2 separate regions of the Homo sapiens genome follow, and region 1 is linked to region 2. Evidence: chromatin contacts called from ENCODE Hi-C data. All regions are on one chromosome and are shown on one strand. Each heading gives the region's core, a stretch centred on a gene start or an enhancer-like site at or near the end of the contact. The rest is flanking DNA. Distances are from core to core; before and after follow the strand shown. Region 1 holds the start of LINC03011 (long intergenic non-protein coding RNA 3011). Region 2 holds the start of ZNF736 (zinc finger protein 736).

Region 1 (2,700 bases), core at 18-2,517, 2.2 Mb after region 2:
AGGTATGATACAGGACAGGCTTGTCCCCAGGACCCGCCTGTCCCCAGGAAGAGGGAAGCCCAATGTCCCACCAGGTTGGCAGGGCTGGGGAAGGGAAAGTGTTATAGTAGCCCCAAGACTAAAAAGAGGCAGCAGAGGGAGCAGGACAGTGCTCCCATGGAACTCAAGCCGCTGCCTGAGTGAGGTGAGGGAAGAGTGCACCCACTGACATCAGGGGGCAGAGAGGTGCGGTTCCAGCGCGGCTTTTCCCCTTGCGTCTTGCCATGTGACTCTGATCCCCTCCAGGTGAGCCTGCCCACTTTGGGCCCAGGGTTGCCGCTGGGGCCTGTACCCAAAAGCAGCCCCCCATGGCCATGACCCCACTCCCAGGAGTGGGGCAGAGCAGGGAGGAGTCCTGGAAAGAGGAGACGCAGGGACAAGAAGGAATGGGCCTCAAACTCCAGGAGGGGGACCTTCTCATGGGTCCTGTTTTCTGGTCTCTCCTCGCTTACCCCTGGGCTGATCACCCTGGGAAGAACTGAGCCAAGGTTTCTCACCCTCAGGTCCAAGGGGTTCAATTACCGGGCCCTTAGGGAGATGCGAGCCCCCTAAAACGATGCAAAGTTCCTGGCCTAATTTTTATATTTTTAGTAGACATGGGGTTTCACCCATGTCTACTGATCGGAATGCCTCGAGCACACAAAATGTTGGAATTTACAGGCGTGAGCCAACGTGCCCGGCCAGCCCTATTTATTTCAGCCTATACATTTTGCACTTGTTAAAAGTATTTGAACATACAATTATCATGTTTTCTTTAAGCAGTCCCTCCCTGTTGTACACTTGGATAGTTTATTTTTTTAGACAAGGTTTACCTCCGTCTCGCAGGATGGAGTGCTGTGATGGGATCATAGCTCATTGCAGCCTTGAACCTTGGGGTTCAAGTATCTGGGAAGCTGAGGTGGGACTACAGAGATGGGGTCGCGCCATGTTGCCCAGGCAGCTCTTTAACTCCTGGCCTGAACGGATCCTTCCGCCTCGGCCGAGCCTGGACATAGTTTTCTAGTTTTGACCCACAGAAACACTGTGCTGGGTCGGAGTTTGTCAACCACCCTTCTCCAGCCAGCAACACACAGAACATGGCGGGGAAGTCGCGGTTACCAGGCTCCACTCCGAGGAAAAACCAGCGCAGCTCCAGGCACTGTAGCGCCACTGTGACGTCGCCGAAGGCCGGCGCTATTACGACGCCGGAAGGCCCGCGCCTGTGACGTCAGCTGAGGCGCGCCCCTGTGATATCTCACAGGCCCGCCCCTTCTGTAGAACCAATCGGAACTCGAGGCGCAGCGGCTGGGTATTCCAGGAGAGCGCATGCGCAGACGCATGGCCACAGACTGCCGGTCAGTGTCAGCAGGCGGTGGGTTAGGGTCCGCAGGCCCAGACCAGGCCGCCGACACCAATAAGCTACAAGGAGGAGCTTTACCGCTGCCTGTACTACTACTGCCTGCGCTACTTCCCAGCCTGCGGCGTAGGGCGCAGCAAGGGCCTGACGCTTAGCGAGCAGGCGCTGCGCACCAAGCGGCTGTCGCCTGGAGGGCACGTTCAGGCAGAAGCTCCTCAGTGGCCACAAGTCCGCTAGCTCCGGCTACAGCCCTTGCCGCACACTCGCGTCACCTGAGCCTGTGTAGGTGCGCCCCCCAACTCCTCCCCCAGCCAGGTCCCGGGGACGCCGGCAGCGTCCCCCACCCCTGGCGCCGCTCATCCTGGGCAGGATCGGCCCCGTCTGAGGCTGCACCGCATTAGGGAGCTGCACCCCTCGGCTTGACCTCTGATGGCCGTTGCAACAACATCAAAGCCTTTGGAACTTTGTAGGGGGTACGAGGGGCTAGGAAACCAAGAAAACATCTTTTTAAAAATATAAGCGATCGGGCCGGGCGCGGTGGCTCACGCCTGTAATCCCAGCACTTTGGGAGGCCGAGACAGGTGGATCACGAGGTCGGGAATTCAAGACCATCCTGGCCAGCATGGTGAATCCCGTCTCTACTAAAAATGCAAAAATTAGCCGGGCGTGGTGGCGGGCACATGTAATACCAGCTATTCGGGAGGTTGAGGCAGAGGCAGACAATTGCTTGAACCCGGGAGGCAGAGGCTGCAGTTAGCCGAGATCGTGCCACTGCACTCTAGCCTGGGCGACAGACCAAGACTCCGTCTAAAAAATAAAAAACTATATATATGTGTGTGTATATATATATATATATATGCGATGGAGCCCGGGAGGTTGAGGTTACTGTGAGCCGAGATTACACCACTGCACTTCAGCCTGGGTGACAGAGGGAGACCCTGTCTCTAAAAAAAAAATATATGCAAGTGAGAGCTTTTCTTCCAGTGCTCATGCTCAGACTGAAGAAAGTTATTGGGCCGGCCCAGTGGCTCACACCCGTAATCCCAGCACTTTGGGAGGCCTAGGTGGGCGGATCCCTTGAGCTCAGGCGTTCCAGACTAGCTTGGGCAACATGGTGAAATTCGGTCTCTACAAAAATACAAAAAATTATCTGGGCGTCGTGGTGGGCGCCTGTAGTCCCAGCTACTCAGGAGGCTGAGGCAGGAGAGTGGTGTGAACCCGGGAGGCGGAGCTTGCAGTGAGCGGAGATCGCTCCACTGCACTCCAGCCTGGGCCACAGAGCGAGACTCCATCACACACACACACAAAAAATTAGCTGGGCATGG
Region 2 (2,714 bases), core at 211-2,710:
ATTAACTCTGTGGTGAGATTTTAACAAGTCACAATGTTATGTGGTCCCTAGCTCCACCGTTTCCCAAATCCACTCAGCCCAGCTCTTCCAGGCCTTTACTCTGATTTCTCTTATAGAGGCATTTCAGGGACTGTTGCCACAGGAGGGAAGGGCTGAGGGAGAAAGGCCCCTTGCTCTTTTGATGTGGAGGCCTCCAGCTGGGAGGGAGGAGCTCTTCCCTCTGAATCCCTGGAGCTCTTCCCCATCACAGGTACCTGCCTTTTTGCTGCTTTAGCCTCATCTGGGCTTTCTGTGGTTTCTTCTCTAGGGTGGCCAACTTGGGTGTCTTCCTCTGCCAGGGTCAAGGACAAGGTCAGTGATATTATGCTCCCTTCACCCAGTTATGCCCAGTTACATTGACCTGGTACCCTGGATAACTGGTGTGAGTCAAGCTGGTCCAGTGCTCCTGCCACCTCCAGTAAACTCTGATTCTAGATTCACTCCCTGCTGCAACACTCACTGTGTGTGGAACCTTGGGCATGCAGCCAGGCCTCCCTGAGACTGTTTCTCAACTTGAAAGTGTGATGGGAACCACACCTACCTCACTGGGCCTCGTGAGGACTCAGTTATATGTAGCCGTCACCATTGTTCTCATCATCATCTCTCTCAGGAAGAGCCAGGCACAAGCACTCTCAAATTTTTCTCCTTTGAAGCTCCTCATTACCCTGTGAGGCTCATCATCCCTACATTTTTTAGATAAGAAAACAGAGGCCCAAAGAGGGCAGTGACTTGCCCAGGGCTCTACAGAAGAGGCCGGCTCCTCCCCACACCTGGAGGCCCTGACCTAGCTGACTTTACCCCACAGCCCAGCACTATCCCTGACTAGGGTCCCATCTTGGTTCTCCATGCTTGTTTAGGTCCTCAGGCAGGCTCAGCTTTGGTGGGAAAGAGACAGGGTGTTTTGGGAGGCCTGGGCGAGTGGCACCTCTAACCAATCTGCTAGGCCCTCACCTCTCAGTCTCACTGAGACACTCCATTAATTGGAAGCAGACCCAAAATTGCTTCACAGACTGAAGGTGATAATTGTCTACAGCCAGCTGAAGCAGCTGCATCTCCTGGAGGACTTTGATCTCCTGCAGCTAAAGGGAAAGACAGGATGCTGAGACAGGGCCTGCAGCATACACATAACTATAATTCAGAATGTAATATATACACACACACGAAAATATAATCAGAAAGTGATATAATCTTATATGCAAGGTTAAATACAAATGTCTCTCAGGCAGGGCCAGGCCCCCAGCACAGGGAGGACTCGCCTGAAAACGCTGCAGGCAAAAACCTGTCACCCTTGCCTCATTCAGCCCAGTGTCTGATTACATCTTCTGTCACTTAGGATTGAAACGGGTGGGGCCTGGAGCCCTAGCCAATCAGTGGCGCCAGCGTGAAACTGTCCAATCAAGTGCGCAGCTACAGAGGAAGAGGCGGCCTCTTCAATATGGCGGGGCCTTTGTCTCCTAGCTTCCGGGCTCTGATCCTAGTTCGCGTCTCCACTGTTCCATCTCCTCCGTTCCTGGAGTTCCTCGGTGACTCTACTATAGCTTCTGTTATCCTGTGACCTGCAGGTACTGGGAGATCCATAGGGAGGACGGCGGAACATCTGGAGGCTGGGAAATGGTGAGTGCGTGGAGTGGGTGTCCCGAGAATGGGGAAGAGGCTGTTTGAATCCGGCCGGAACCGGCTGCGGTGGTATCTGGGCCTTCTCGCGGTCTGCTCTGGAGTCTGCATCCCCGAGTCCCCGCGGGCACAGCTCAATCCTCATTTCCCTCCATCGCAGATTAGGGGCTGAGCCAGCAGCCAAAACGCTACGTCTTGTTTTGTCCCTAAACTCGAATTTCTCCCCAGCTCAGATCCCTTCCTGGGCAGCTCTGTGCCGCAACCTCGAGTCTCCCTCCTCCAGATTGTGTGGGGGTGTTGGGAGTGTCATAAGACGGGAATTCTCATTTAGGGTCTGGAGTTCCTCCGTGGAAGAAGCAGTGGGCCGTGGGGTCCCTAGTCCCTCCTTTCTCCTTTTAAAAATAAAATCATGGCCCTTTTTTAAATTTATTTATTTTTGAGACAGTGTCTCACTCTGTTGCCCAGGCTAAAGTGCATTTCGGTTCACTGCAGCCTCCACCTACTGGGCTCAGATGATCCTCTCACCCCAGCCCCCCAAGTAGCTAGGACTAGAGGGGTGCGCCACCACGCCTATTTTGTTTTGTTTGTTTTTGTAGAGACAGGCTTTTGCCATGTTGCTCAGGCTGGTCTCGAACTCCCCGAGCTCAGGTCTCAGGTGATCCGCCCGCCTCGGGCCTCCTAAAGTGCCGGGATTACGTGCATGACCCACCACCCTAGCCTAAATTGAGGCAACTTTAGGATATAATTTGGATGTGTTTTCCAGCCCAAATCTCCTATTTAAATGTAATCCCCCATGTTGGAGGTGGGGCCTGGTGGAAGGATTGTGGGCCCGGATTTCTCACGAATAGTTTAGCACCATTCCTCTTGGTATTGTCCTCTCAATAGTGAGTGAGTTCCCTGAAGTTCATCATTTAGAAGTGTACAGCACCCCACCTTGCCTCTTTTTCAAGCTCTTGCTTCACCTTCATCCATGATTTTAAGCTTTCTGGGTGGGGCCTCCCCAGAAGCAGACGCTGGTGTTATGCTTTCTATGCAGCCTGTGGAACCATGAGCCAATTAAT

Evidence for each region. A loop is a pair of places that touch in the nucleus more often than their neighbours do. Pooled maps may share reads with other maps.
Region 1: a map with no recorded cell type shows a loop between it and region 2 (13-fold over the local background). The contact joins the promoter of LINC03011 here to the promoter of ZNF736 in region 2. A Hi-C loop is called at or near these places in 1 of 168 maps with a recorded cell type or tissue (CD4-positive, alpha-beta memory T cell), 1 of 37 single-sample maps with no recorded cell type and 7 of 50 pooled maps.

The regions. Positions count from the first base shown.
Region 1 is chr7:66,492,365-66,495,064 of GRCh38, forward strand. It overlaps LINC03011 (long intergenic non-protein coding RNA 3011), which reads left to right and starts at 1,268. Exons shown (of 2, transcript NR_134573.1): 1 at 1,268-1,373. RefSeq lists an enhancer at 957-1,166.
Region 2 is chr7:64,312,501-64,315,214 of GRCh38, forward strand. ZNF736 (zinc finger protein 736) reads left to right here and starts at 1,461. Exons shown (of 4, transcript NM_001170905.3): 1 at 1,461-1,653. The coding sequence starts at 1,651. RefSeq lists an enhancer at 1,514-1,693.